3 separate regions of the Homo sapiens genome follow, and regions 1 and 2 are each linked to region 3. A link is an interaction called in ENCODE POLR2A ChIA-PET data of the cell type or tissue named here. Cell type or tissue: GM12878. All regions are shown on one strand. Each heading gives the region's core, and the rest is flanking DNA. Links, peaks and the distances in the headings are about the cores only.

Region 1 (4,841 bases), core at 1,374-3,873, 100 kb after region 3:
GTAGTCCCACCTACTCGGGAGGCTGAGGCAGGAGAATGGCGTGAACCCGGGAGGCGGAGCTTGCAGTGAGCCAAGATCGCTCCACTGCACTCCAGCCTGGGCAAAAGAGCGAGCCTCCGTCTCAAAAAAAAAAAAAAAGAAAGAAAAGAAAAGCTTTTTTTCCGTTTTCACTAGAAATGATCAGCACAGGGATTTACTATTTACTCAGATTTGCTTCGAGCATGATGTCAGTTGTCACAAGGTGGATGGGGCTGGGCTGCTCTAACCAGTATTTGGTGGAAGACTTCCAAAAAGTCCAGGTAATGCAGGAACTGGCAGGTGAGTCACTGTTAGTAGCCCGCACTAGGAAAGAGACCAAGCTGGAGTAACATGATCCCAGGGAATTGCAAAACAAGCCAAATTTGGCTTTTTCTCTCATCTACTCTTCTCTGTGCTGCCTCCCTGGTCCTGCTCCTCAAACTGCAGACCTGGTCATTACCATTCTTAGCTTCCTCATGCTCAAACTCTCTCTCCTGATTCTTCAGGCCCAGATATTAAGCTGATATTAAAAATTAAAACAAAAAAGGTCTTATTCTTGGCAAGTCAATTTCTTCTTTGCTAGGTAACATACATTCATTTCACTTTATTTATTTATTCATTTGAGACAGGGTCTTTCTTTGCCACCCAGGCTGGAGTGCAGTGGCACAATCACAGCTCACTGCAGCCTCAACCTCTTGGGCTCAAGTGATCCTATGGCCTCAGCCTTCCAACTGGCTGGGACTACAAGGACACATCAACATGCCTGGCTAAATTTTTATTTTTTGTAGAAATGGGTTCTCTCTCTTGCCCAGGCTGGTTTTGAACTCCCAGGCTCTAGCAATCCTCCCACCTTAGCCTCCCTAAGTGCTGGGATTACAGCCTCACTTCCCTATAGGCTTTAGAGCTAATGCCCCTGTTTTAATTCCCTAATCCAAAAATACCAAATACAGTTCATCTCCTGTTAATTCCAACCGATTGGTAGTGGGCCCTAGAATGGTGAGCTGATAAGGATTCTGAGGCCATGCATGGGCTCAGTGGTAAAGATTGCTGGGGCCAGGAGCCGTGGCCCATGCCTGTAATCCCAGCACTTTGGGTGGCTGAGGCGGCTGGATCACCTGACGTCAGGAGTTCCAGACCAGCCTGGCCAACATGGTGAAATCCCATCCTTACTAAAAATACAAAAATTAGCTGGCATGGTGGCAGGTGCCTGTAATCCCAGCTACTTGGGAGGCTGAGGCAGGAGAATTGCTTAAACCTGGGAGGCGGAGGTTGCAGTGAGCAGAGGTCACGCCACTGTACTCCAGCATGGATGACAAGAGCGAAACTCTGTCTCAAAAGAAAAAAAAAAGAGTGCTGGAATGGATGAGTGGTGGTCCTCTGGGCATAGACATGTCTGCTATACATTTGTCATTTCTGACCTCATAGGAAGTGCTTGCAATGGTAGGAATCTCCCAGACAGGCAGAAGAAAAGGATCTACCATAGCAGTCCCCTATGACCGATGCAGTAAAGGAAGTCAGACTATGTGGCATTCTGCAAATTGTGTAATTTAAGAAGCTTTAAACTCTACCATGTGCAGAGATAGTTAAGGCCAAAAACGCTATACAGCGTATACAATGTTCTTATGAGGGTTTTTCATTGTTGCTGTTTTTTGAGATGGAGTCTTTTGCTCTTATTGCCCAGGCTAGAGTGCAATGGTGAGGTCTTGGCTCACTGCAACCTCTGCCTCCCGGGTTCAAACGATTCTCCTGCCTCAGCCTCCTGAGTAGCTGGGATTACAGGCATGCACCACCACGCCAAGCTAATTTTTTTTTATTTTCAGTAGAGATGGGGTTGCATCATGTTGGTCAGGCTGGTCTCGAACTCCTGACCTCAGGTGATCCACCCACCTCGGCCTCCCAAAGTGCTGGGATTACAGGAGTGAGCCACCATGCCTGGCCGAGGTTTCAACTCACTTATATTACCTAAAAAGTACTGTTCTATTTTTATATTATTTCATTGTTTTGTTCAAAAGTAAAGGTTGGAGCTATATCTTTTGTTCCTAGTTATAAATTGGCTAATTACTTACTGTCTTCTTTTCTCTGTAGAGTCCCAACTAGACACATTATTTTAAATTTCCCTTTCTAAAAACAATGTTATCTAATGTCATCACCTAGCTACTACATACCACCAAGCTGAAAATACCAGAAGAATTGAAAAGCAGCTGGGTGCAGTGGCTCATGCCTGTAATCCCAGCACTTTGGGAGGCGGAGGCGGGTGGATCACAAGGTCAGGAGATTGAGACCATCCTGGCTAACACGGTGAAACCCCGTCTCTACTAAAAAATACAAAAAATTAGCTGGGCGTGGTGGGGGGCGCCTGTAGTCCCAGCTACTCGGGAGGATGAGGCAGGAGAATGGCGTGAACCAGAAGGCGGAGCTTGCAGTGAGCCGAGATCACACCACTGCACTCCAGCCTGGGAAACAGTGAGACTCCGTCTCAAAAAAAAAAAAAAAAAAAAAAAAAAAAAACAAACAAACAAAAAAAAAACCACAAAGAATTGAAAAGCAATCTTGATTTACCATGTAGTTACAGAAATATTAAATATTTGAGAAACAAATGACATCATTTCTTGAGAAAATTAGGGTATAAAAAAGTGCTCTATTTTACAGAACTGATGTGTTTCCAAGCAAGACCAGGAGCTACATTTTCATAAAAAGACATAAAATTTGCATTTGTTTTCTATTTAGTTTGCAGTGGTGCTGGAGAGACCACTGAAAATGGCAGAACAGCTACTATTGCCAATGTTCTTGTGGCCACTGCTGAGAATTTTGTCCTTGTCGTTAAAGAGGAAGCTGCTTCCAAGACTGTTCTCTAGAGCTTGACTAAGTAACCACTGTCAGTGTATTAAAACCACATTACCAGCACAGGGGAGCTCCCTGCCTCCACTGTCAGAGCTACCACAGTCACCATGTGCTATAGTTTGGATCTGTGTCCCTGCCCACATTTCATGTCAAATTTTAATCCCCAGTGTTGGAGATGGAGCCTGGTGGGAGGTGATTGGATCACTGAGATGGTCCTTCTTGAATGGTTAGCACCATCCCTTTGGTGCTGTTCTCATGATAGAGTTCTCGTGAGATCTGGCTGTTTAAAAGTGTGTGGCACCTCCCCTCTCTCGCTCTTGGTCCTGCACCTGCCATGTAAGATGCCTGCTCCCACTTTGCCCTCTGGCACCATGATTGTAAGTTTCTTGAGGCCTCCCCAGAAGGAGATGCTTCATTGCTTCCTGTATAGCCTGTGGGACCATGAGCCAATTAAACCTCTTTTCATTACAAATTAACCAGTCTCAGGTATTTCTTTTTTTTTTCTTTTTTTTTTTTTTTTTTGAGACGGAGTCTCACTCTTGTCCCCCAGGCTGGAATGCAGTGGCGCAATCTCAGCTCACTGCAACCTACCCCTCCCAGGTTCAAGTGATTCTCCTGCCTCAGTCTCCCAAGTAGCTAGGATTACAGGTGCCTGCCACCACACCCAGCTAATTTTTGTATTTTTAGTAGAGATGGGGTTTTACCATGTTGGCCAGGCTAGTCTTGAAGTCCTGACCTCAGGTGATCCACCCACCTTGGCCTCCCAAAGTGCTGGGATTACAGGCGTGAGCCACCACACCCGGCTTTTTTTTTTTTTCTTTTTTTTTTAGGCATAGTTTCACTCTTGTCATCCAGGCTGGAGTGCAATGGTGTGATCATGGCTCACTCCAACATCTGCCTCCCAGGTTCAAGTGATTCTCCTACCTCAACCTCCCAAGTAGCTAGGATTACAGGCATGCACCATCATGCCCAGCTAATTTTTGTATTTTTAGTAGAGACGGGGTTTTGCCATGTTGGCCAGGCTGGTCTTGAACTCTTGACCTCAGGTGATCCACCCACCTTAGCCTCTCAAAGTGCTGGGATTACAGGCATGAGCCACTGTGCCCAGCTCAAGTATTTTTTTTTTAAAGCCTCACTTTGTTACCAGGCTGGAGTGCAGTGGTGCCATCTCAACTCACTGGAGCCTCCACCTCCCGGGTTCAAGTGATTCTCCTGCCTCAGCCTCCCAGGTAGTTAGGACTACAGGTGCATGCCACCATGTCCAGCTAATTTTTGTATTTTTAGTAAAGATGGGGTTTCACCATGTTGACCAGGATGGTCTCGATCTCTTGACCTCATGATCCACCCGCCTCAGCCTCCCAAAGTGCTGGGATTACAGGCGTGAGCCACCATGCCTGGCCCAGCTCAAGGATTTCCTTATAGCAATGTGAGAATGGACTAATACAGAAAAGTGGTACTGAGGAGTAGGGCATTGCTATAAAGATAACTAAAAATGTGGAAATGGCTTTGGGACTGGGTAATGGGAAGAGGTTGGAAGAGTGTGGAGGGCTCAGAAGAAGACAGGGAGGTGAGGGAAAGTTTGGAACTTACTAGAGACTTGTTGAATGATTGTGACCAAAATGCTGATGGTGATATGAACAGAGATGGCCAAGCTGATGAGTTCATGAGTTCTCAGATGGAGATGAGGAACTTATTGGGAACTGGGGCAAAGGTCACTTTTGTTACACCGTGGCAAAGAGCTTGGTTGGATTGTGCCCCCGTCTAGGGATCTGTGGAACATTGAACTTGAGAGTGATGACTTAGAGTATCAGACAGAAGAAATTCCTAAGAAGCAAAGTGTTCAAGATATGGCCTGGCTGCTTCTAACAACCTATGCTCATGTGCATAAGCAAAGAAATGACATAAACTCAAAGTTACATTTCAAAGCAAGGCAGAGCATAAAAGTTTGAAAAATTTGCCTCTGAGCCATGTGGTAGAAAAGA
Region 2 (4,841 bases), core at 1,374-3,873, 160 kb after region 3:
AAAAAATTAGCTGGGCGTGATGGTGGGCACCTGTAGTCCCAGCTACTCAGGAGGCTGAGGCAGGAGAATGGCATGAACCTGGGAGGCGGAGGTTGCAGTGAGTCGAGATGGCGCCACTGCACTCCAGCCTGGGTGACAGAGCAAGACTCCATCTCAAAAAAAAAAGTCGAGCAGTGATTCTCAACTGAAGGAATAGCAGTCCTCTTTAGTGTACTGAGTGGCAGCTCAAACCATTGTTACTCTTATTTTAAAAGTTACTTTTTTTTTTTTTTTTTTTTGAGATGGAGTCTTGCTGTGTCGCCCAGGCTGGAGTGCAGTGGTGCGATCTGGGCTCACTGCAACCTCCACCTCCTGGGTTCAAGCAGTTCTCCTGCCTCAGCCTTCCGAGTAAGTAGGATTACAGGCATGTGCCACCACACCCGGCTAATTTTGTATTTTTAGTAGAGGCTTTGCCATGTTGGCCAGGCTGGTCTTGAACTTCTGACCAGCCTGGTCCAGCTGGTCCAGTGATCCAACCGCCTCGGCCTCCCAAAGTGCTGGGATTACAGGCGTGAGCCACCACGCCTGGCCTGAAATTTATCTTTTGTTGACGAGTATGTGCAAGGTGTTGTGTCAGTGACTCTGAAGAATTACTACATTTCTTTCCTTATTCTTTCTTTAATTTATTGATCACATATTTCAGGCACAGTTTCAGGTTCTGGGAATATGGCAGTGAGTAAAACAAAAAAAATCCCTATCCTCATGGAGTTTACATTCTTTGTAATCCATCTCACAACCTTATCATGTAGCTGTTACTATCTTAATTTTACCTGGAAGGAAAGTGAGGCTCTGAAAGGTTTCGTGACTTGCCCAAGATTATAGAAAACCACAATTTGAAACTTAGGTACCATTAGCCACTATGCTGTGCTGTCAAAATTGTCCCCCCATGGGGTTCTGTGAAAGAGAACAATTAGTCTCAATGTCTCAAATAGTAGTTGTCACAAATGTCTTTGAAAATCTGATGTAACTATTCCCATTTTTAATTGTGCATGAAATTTTAGGGAATTGACATATTTCAAAGTGCTCATTCTTAACCTGAGCTAAGGACTTCAGGAAAAGAACACTTGAACAGAAAGGTTATGCCTAAAGATCACAAATACGCTATACAAATAACAGGTGCTACAGCTCTTTCCCAGTCCCTACCAGCACCACAAGCCAATTATGTTGCTTATTGAACAGAGTTGTCTTTTCTGCAAAACTAGATGCAACCACACCATCCTAAAAACAGGATAATGGCTGTTGCCAGTCAGTCAGAGTTGGCATTCGCAATAAAAATCTGTTTTTCAGTCTTTTCAAGGCTGGTGTAGTAGAAAGCACAGATTTGAAAAATACTGATTCAAATCTTGACTATTGTACTGTTGGGTTTTTTTTGTTTTGTTTTGCTGTTTAAGGTAACAGAAATACCCTGATAATATCCCCAAACTGGAAATCAGCTGGTGTGAATGGGTAAAGAAAATATCATGTATTCATGTGGTATATTTTAATCAACAGTAATAAATAAAAGGAGCAAGTTACTGATAGATACAATAATATGGATGAACCTGACTCATTCTAGCAACAAATAATAATGCTCATTCATGGATAAATGAAGCAGCTGGGAAAAAGAGTCCCAGTCACCTCACTAAGAAGTGTAGCTCCCACAGCCAACTCAGCCACCTTTGTGAAATAAGAAAGGCATACGTCTCTTAGAAAAATCACCTCTGATAAATGTATAGTTTTTATATTCAGTATTTTAAAATTGTAGTTTTTATGTTGTTTCGGTCAGTTGTGTTATGTTTGGAGGTTTTAGTGAATATATAGTTATGCAGCCATCACTACAACCAGTTTTTGGTGTGTTTTTTTTTTTGAGATGGAGTGTTGCAGTCTCACCGGGGCTGGAGTGCAGTGGCACGATCTCAGCTTACTGCAACCTCCACTTCTCGGGTTCACTCGATTCTCCTGCCTTAGCCTCCCGAGTAGCTGGGATTACATGTGCCCACCACCATGCCCAGCTAATTTTTGTACTTTTAGTAGAAACGGGGTTTCACCATATTGGCCAGGCTGAACTCCTGACCTTGTGATCCGCCTGCCTCAGCCTCCCAAAGTGCTAGGATTACAGGTGTGGGCCACTGCGCCCGGCCCACTACAACTAGTTTTTAGAACACTTCCATCACCCCCAAAAGGTTTCCTGTGACTATATGTAGTCAGTCCCACTCTCACTCCCAGTGGAGGAAGGGTGGAGAATTGGATGCTCATATTTCCTTTGGAGCAGCAATAATGAACAGATTTGGGGTTATTGTACTTCCATTTGTTAGTGAACATGCAACATCAGTTCCTCCTGTGGCTCTGTTTGTACAAGTAGCCTCATCTGTGGGCTTGCATTTCTTCGAAAACAAAGACCTTTTTATTTAGTTTTTTCTAGTTTGTTTGTAAGACTCTGAAAATCTCAACCATTGTAGATTTTTTCGGATTACCAATTTTCCATTTTAGGTTTCCTATTTCAGACCTGAACCCATATACAAAAAGAAAGGCCATCTCTTTACTTTAACTGTTGGGTCTTTGCCAGAATACTTTTGAAAATTTCCTTAAATCAATTTTTATTTTGTATCCTATTGAATCTTTTTGAGACAGAATCTCACTGTGTTGCCCAGGCTGGACTCCAGTGGTGTGATCTCAGCTCACTGCAACCTCCACCTCCCAGGTTCAAGCGATTCTCATGCCTCGGCTTTGCGAGTAGCTGTGATTACAGGCGTGTACCACCACACCCAGCTAATTTTTGTCTTTTTTTGTAGAAACAGGGTTTTGAAGCCGGGTGTGGTGGCTCACGCCTGTAATCCCAGCACTTTGGGAGGCCGAGGCAGGTGGATCATGAGGTCAAGAGATCGAGACCATCCTGGCCAACATGGTGAAGCCCTGTCCCTGCCCCCCACTCCACTCCCCGCCCCCCCCCCCCCCCCCAAAAAAGGGTTTTGCCATGTTGGCCAGGCTGGTCTTGAGCTCCTGATTTCAAGTGATCCACCCACCTCAGCCTCCCAAAGTGCTGGGATTACAGACATGAGCCACCACATCTGGCCGAGTTCTTGATTACCTAAGCTATCCTGGTCAGATACACTGCTCTTTTTTTCCCTTTTTTTTTTTTTTAATTTCCCCAACCTTGCTAGACTGCTGGTCTTACAGGATTTTGGGGAATTAGGAAGTTCCATGGTTGGCAAACTTTCAAAGACAGGAGCAGGTTAATGTTAGCTATAGAAGCACTGTCACTCAAGTGAAGACAGTTGTTGATTGGTTGGCTTTGGGATGTGTCTGTTTAACAGGCCATTTTTGATTGCCTGAGTTTCAGAAGTAAGGAACCCTCATTAGTTGGTTAGTTTGTAGAAGCATATCCTCTGAGGCAAATTGTTATTAGTTGATTAAAATCATTTAAATCAGTTATAGTAGCTTTGTTAACCATGACCCAAAAAACTGTCATTTCTTGATCAGAAGTTTTAAAATCTGTTCTGGTTGCTACCTTTGTACCACTTTACTGACTCTTTAGTTTTTTTCTAGGAATGTAGGAGCCTTTTATTCTCATGTAATGCCCCCACCCTGGAATCCTTGAAGACCTTCTGTCTATTGTTCATATACTGAAATTTTATAATGATAAGCCTTGGTATGGATTGTTTCTTTCTGGATATATTTTGTTTTTATTTCTACTATTTCATCATACTAAACATTCTAAGTAGACGTTTTCAGTCTGGGAACTCATATTCTTCAGTTCTGCCTCTGATTCAAGACCATTTTCAGGTTGTCTGTACGTTCCCCACTTTAGGAATAAATATTTGGTCTTCTGCTTCCTCTACCAACATATTATATTTACCATTTATGTATGCCAGGGCTTGGCCAGATACGTAAATATTTAGGCTCTGTTGTAACTACTTTGCTGTTACAGCACAGAAGAAACCACAGACAATACACAAATGAGTGGATATGGCTGTGTTTGAGTAAAACTTGATGTAACAAAACAGGTGATAGGTTGGATTTCTTTTCAGACCTGTGCTCTATCCTGGATCGGGCTCAAAGTCATGTCTGTAATTCTGTAGTTTTCTTCTACCTCTGAGCATCTTTTAATAAGTCTGCTTATAGGGTGCTCCATACTAGGGTTGTATAGTAATCATTTTAAATAAATCTATTTTCCTGAATGTTTTATTTCTGTGAAAAGCACAGGAATACACAACTTTACTTAGAATTCTTTTTTTTTTTTTCCTTTAATAAGGTACTAGGTTTTGACAAGCTTGCATCATGCGTGAGTATAAGCTAGTCGTTCTTGGCTCAGGAGGCGTTGGAAAGTCTGCTTTGGTAAGTCATTCTTACTTTACCTAAGCCTTTCACTCCAAGACGTTCTTTTTCTGTTGAGTTTTAGGTTTTGATGATTTGTCTTTGTTAAGATAAAATTCCTTAATGACTTTAGAAGCAATATAATATTTTTCTTGTAATTTTATTCAACTTTTAATTATATCTGGGTGGATCATATTCTCTCTGGAACATTGACTCCAGAATGACACGAGTTATGCTGGAATACAATTTGAGCTAAGCACAGAGATTGAGAGCGTACAAATACATGTCTTTTTGCATTCGCATTTCAGAGCCAGATAGGAATAAATTTTGGTCTTTTTATTTATTTATTTTTTTGAAACAGGGTCTCACTCTGTTGCCCAGGCTAGGGCTCAAGTGATCTCAGCCTCCTGAATGCTTGGGACTACAGGCACGTGCCACCATGCCAGGCTAATTTTTAAAATTTTTTGTAGAGATGGCGTCTTGCTATATTGCTTAGGCTGGTCTTAAAC
Region 3 (4,841 bases), core at 1,135-3,634:
GAAGAGCTCTGCTTCCTAGAGTGTAATGTTCATTTGCAAATTGCCTTTTGACAGGCGAAAATGGCACATTTGAACTAATGGCCTCTCCTTTTTAGAAACCATTCAAAAGAATTGGGTCGATAGATGTAACATCTGATTACAGAGTGAGTAGCAAGAAGGGGATTTTACCAGGGATCATTGAGCAAGAGTCTCAACATGGCCGAACTTTTTTTACAACTGAAGTCATCCATTAAACTCTAATGAACATGTGCATAACACATTTCCTGTGTAATCGAGACATCAAAAATTTCTGCCCTTTTAGTTAAGTGAAATGAAATGTTTCTCTTAAGTCTGATGAATAAATAGGTTCTTTTAAAAAAAATCCATAAAAGTTTAATTCTGTTTAGGCAATTCCCATTATGAACTTGCTTAAAAATGAGTTGTCTGTCCTACAGCATTTTATAGTGAATGATTTCCTCCTCTGATGAACACAGCAATTACTTAGCTGCGTTCTTAGATATTAAAGCACATTCTCTAGAGTTCAATTTTGGTTAGTTTCATTCCTGATGACATTGGGAATGAAATTTCAGCATAATCTCATGAGGATCCATGGACAGGAAATTGTCCAACAACAAAACTCCAGGGAGGCAGTAAGAGACCAGCTTGCATCTGAAGTTGAAGATGTTGGATGATAGGAGCCTAGAAATCAGCATAGAGGAAGGGACTCCTGGGGATAGCAGAAGAGTCTCCCAGGCAGCCCTCATCTTGGGAAATAATTACCTTTTCCTACCAAAATCCTTAGTGGGTTATTAAGTCCCTCCTTTGTTCGTGGGCAGAGGGCCTTTACAGACTTCAGGCAGTGGGGATTCTAGAAGAGACGTTTTACAGATGGTATCCTCAGAACTCACTCCAAGTATAGGGGACTACAGAACCACATTGCCTGCACTGCACAAAACAGAAACAGAAAAATAATTCAAATTTCCCAATCCAGGAGCCTAAGATCCCTAAGGTTCCATGAAGAGGTTTAGGGGAATCAGAAACTATACTTAAGATTCTCCCCAAAAAACTCATTCACCTGGAGGTTTTGACTTGTCTGGGGGAGTGTGGGGGTTAAAAAAAAATCAAAGATGACAATTCACACCAAAAAACAAATAACAACACACAAGAAACTCACAGCTGTGTTCAAGTGGGAACGCCAGTACTGTTTTAGGAGGAAAGAGGACAAAGGCAACAAACCAACATCTGCTTGCTTGCTATCTGGTACATCACCAAGGTGACAGCAGCTGGGTACAAATCAACTGCTCTTTCTCTTTTGCTAGCCACAAAGCTGCTCACTGTGGCTAGGCTGAGCTTGTCAGGACACATTCATGTGTGATCTAATACACACTAAACACTTAATAAGCAAATCTGAACACATCTCTAGAAGCCCCATGCAAAGAAAAGACACTCCCAAAGAGAGATCAGTCCCAAGAGCTCAACAATTCAAGATTTTACCAAAAGATACCCTGTTACCTCCTAAATTGCCAATTGCTTCTCAAAATTTTACTGCAAAAGGGAAATCATGACAAGAATTCTTAGGGTGGTGGGGGAGAAAAAGCTACTTTTCCTAGTCATTAGTACAGTGTGCCTTGTTAATTAGGTATCTTTATATACATTAGAAAAAGTACTTTACTTGCATGTTCTCATAAAATGAATTCTGAGTATAGCAGAATCATGTTAGATCTGTTCAGATATAAATTTTTACAGCTATATAAAACAGCCTATGTGTACTTTTTTGCCATTTTTAAACATGATTTTTTCATAAGAAAAATAAAGATTACACTACATGTGATGTATATGTAATGGATTATTATGCCAATAATTTTGGTCTTTAACATACTTCTTATTCATTAGGAGCAGATGGGGGTACCCAAGATTTCATATTAGGACTTTCTGTCCTGAATTTTGATTGAGCAAAATCTGGAAAATGTGAAAGCCTATTTAGATTTTTATATATTCTCTGAAATGTGATTTCCCAAGATTCTTACATTTGACCCTCTTGCAATAATTTTGAATGAGATCTCCCAACTCGCTTCAGAGAATAGTTTTCACAGATATCTTTAGGCCTTCATTAGAAAGTATTTTCCCCCTGTTGGTACATTTGGTGACCTCATTTTGCTGTTTGTTTCAGATTATGAATGCTCACAAGGATGTCTGTAGAATCATTTGCTGAGTCATTTCCTCAAATCATATTCCATTATATCAGTTAACATATAGTTTTAAATGCACATATTACAAATATCTGTAACCAAATCATCTGAAGGCTTCATAAATTTTTAACAAAGTTTGTCCATTTTTAATGAAAGTTACTAGTAATGCTTTACTAAGCAGTGCAATGAATTTTTTATTTTCAATCCTTGTGCCCGATTTTGGAGTTGAGGGGGTTGTTGGTAATAAATGCATGACGTATACTTTAAAAAATATTATCCCCTTACTTGTTGATTCCTTCAATAAGTGTTTCTCAAAGGCCTATGATGTATGAGGTACTCTGCTAGGTCCTGGAATTAATCAGCAAATGAGACAGTCATACTGCCTGACCAAACATGAAGCTCACATCTGGAATTATACAACTACTTTCAAAATTAATTATTTAATTAAAAGTGTGGTAAATGGTGCAAGAGAGAAATATAAGATATTAGAAGAGCACATACCAGGGGATATGACCCTGTCTGAAATTCATGGAAGGCTGCTCTGAGGATGTGCTGTAGAAATGGAGAGCCACGGAAGGATGAGTTAAAGCTAACTAGGCAAAATTGTGAAGAACATTACAGACCTAAAGAACAAGAAATGCCATTGTCAATGAGCTGTTGGTGACAATGGCGGTTTTGTAGAATAGAAAGGGGGGAAAGGTGGGGAAAAGATTGAGAAATCGGATGGTTGCCGTGTCGGTGTAGAAAGAGGTAGACATGGGAGACTTTTCATTTTGTTCTGTACTAAGAAAAATTCTTCTGCCTTGGGATCCTGTTGATCGGTGACCTTACCCCCAACCCTGTGCTCTCTGAAACATGTGCTGTATCCACTCAGGGTTGAATGGATTAAGGGCGGTGCAAGATGTGCTTTGTTAAACAGATGCTTGAAGGCAGCATGCTCCTTAAGAGTCATCACCACTCCCTAATCTCAAGTACGCAGGGACACAAACATTGCGGAAGGCCGCAGGGTCCTCTGCCTAGGAAAACCAGAGACCTTTGTTCACTTGTTTATCTGCTGACCTTCCCTCCACTATTGTCCTGTGACCCTGCCAAATCCCCCTCTGCGAGAAACACCCAAGAATGATCAATAAAAAAAAAAAAAAAACAAAGAACAAGAAATGCAAAGGCCCTCAGGTGAAAAGAAGAATGGCACTCTCAAGGAACAAAGACAAATCAAAGAAAGCTAGGTGCTGGAGCACAGGTGATGAGCCGGTGAAGAAAGGAGAAGACCGAGAAGGTTGGAGAAGACCGAGAAGGTTGCCAAAGTTTGGGAGCTGGGGGAGGGGAAATGGTTGCCTATTAAATTTTACAGGTAATTTAAGTTGTATTAATTGTCATCAAATAACAAATCCAACTATACAAATAACTATAAAAGACTCTATGGAGGGCTCCCTTTTCCACCTACCCTTTGCTTCAGTCTCATTTTAGAGGTAAGCACTATGAACAGCTTCTGCAAGAAGCTGGGAGCTTAAAATGGCTATCAGTGATAAAGGAATCAGGGCCAGATGCGGTGGCTCATGCCTGTAATCCCAGCACTTTGGGAGGCCGAGGCGGGTGGATCATCTGAGGTCAGGAGTTCGAGACCAGCCTGGCCAACATAGTGAAACTCTGTCTCTACTAAAAATACAAAAAATTAGCTGGGCCTGGTGGCAGGTGTCTGTAATCCCAGCTCCTCAGGAGGCTGAGGCAGGAGACTCGCTTGAACTGGGAGGCAGAGGTTGCCGTGAGCCAAGATTGTGCCATTGCACTCCAGCCTGGGCAACAAGAGTGAAACTCCGTCTCAAAAACAACAACAACAACAACCAAAAAAAAAAAAAAAAAAACAGGAAAAGAAAAAGGAATCAAACACATACAGGCTACCAGCCCAGGATAGCTATGAATAAGTTTGCCATAACCTGAGACCACTCTTAGAAGAAAATATATCATCTTATCAAACTGAAACTTCAAACCTGCCCCACATGTAACTATGTAGGAAACCTAAGTTAAGAAATTATCATAAAAACCTTCACAGAGAAACATTAGTGAAAGGATATAAAGATCTAAATAAATAGAGGGATGTACCATGTTCAAGGACTGGAAGATTCAAAATTGTAAAGCTGTTAGGTCTTCCTAAATTGATCTATATATCCAGTGAAATTTCAATTCAAAATCCAAGCAGCTTTTTTAAATATGGAAATTAACAAGCCAATTCTAAAATTATGTAGAAGAGAAATAAAACAGAAATAGCCAAAACACTCTTGAAGAACAAGATGAGAAAACTTATTCTATCAGATATCAAGACTTAGCATTAAGACAGGAGGGCATTGGCATAAGGATAGCAAATTGTCTAATGGAACAGAAGGGAGAGTCCAGAAATAGATTCATGGATATATGACCAAAATGATACTACATTAGCTGGGTGTGGTAGTGCATGCACCTGTAGTCCCAGCTACTGGGGAGGCTGAGATGGGAAGATCGCTGGATCCCAAGAGTTCAAGGCTATAGTGAGCTATGATCACACCACCGTACTCTAGCCTGGGACAGAACTGGACCCTATCTCTAAAAAAAACAAAGTTGCGGGTATGGTGAAACTTGATAAATTTGACTTTATTAAAATTTGGGATTTCTGTGCATCAAAAGATACCATTGAGAGGC

What was found. Peaks named below come from ENCODE experiments on the same cell type or tissue, not always from the same donor. Only the 100,000 strongest peaks of a DNase experiment are listed, where the experiment ranks them.
Region 1: POLR2A ChIA-PET joins it to region 3 with 6 read pairs; 4 of 35 experiments call an interaction of 5 or more read pairs at or near these places.
Region 2: POLR2A ChIA-PET joins it to region 3 with 5 read pairs; 5 of 35 experiments call an interaction of 5 or more read pairs at or near these places.

The regions. Positions count from the first base shown.
Region 1 is chr12:68,584,665-68,589,505 of GRCh38, forward strand. No RefSeq gene overlaps it. Among named protein-coding and RNA genes, the nearest start is that of RAP1B, 24 kb to the right of the region's middle. RefSeq lists an enhancer at 3,194-3,243. In GM12878, for the core only: no CTCF peak of the experiment used is centred there; a DNase peak (open chromatin) is centred at 2,917.
Region 2 is chr12:68,644,429-68,649,269 of GRCh38, forward strand. RAP1B (RAP1B, member of RAS oncogene family) reads left to right here. Exons shown (of 8, transcript NM_001010942.3): 2 at 4,271-4,353. The coding sequence starts at 4,297. Among named protein-coding and RNA genes, the nearest start is that of SNORA70G, 19 kb to the left of the region's middle. RefSeq lists a silencer at 3,187-3,387. In GM12878, for the core only: no CTCF peak of the experiment used is centred there; no DNase peak of the experiment used is centred there.
Region 3 is chr12:68,481,618-68,486,458 of GRCh38, forward strand. No RefSeq gene overlaps it. Among named protein-coding and RNA genes, the nearest start is that of LINC02384, 33 kb to the left of the region's middle. In GM12878, for the core only: no CTCF peak of the experiment used is centred there; DNase peaks (open chromatin) are centred at 1,284 and 2,158; H3K27ac peaks cover 1,511 bases.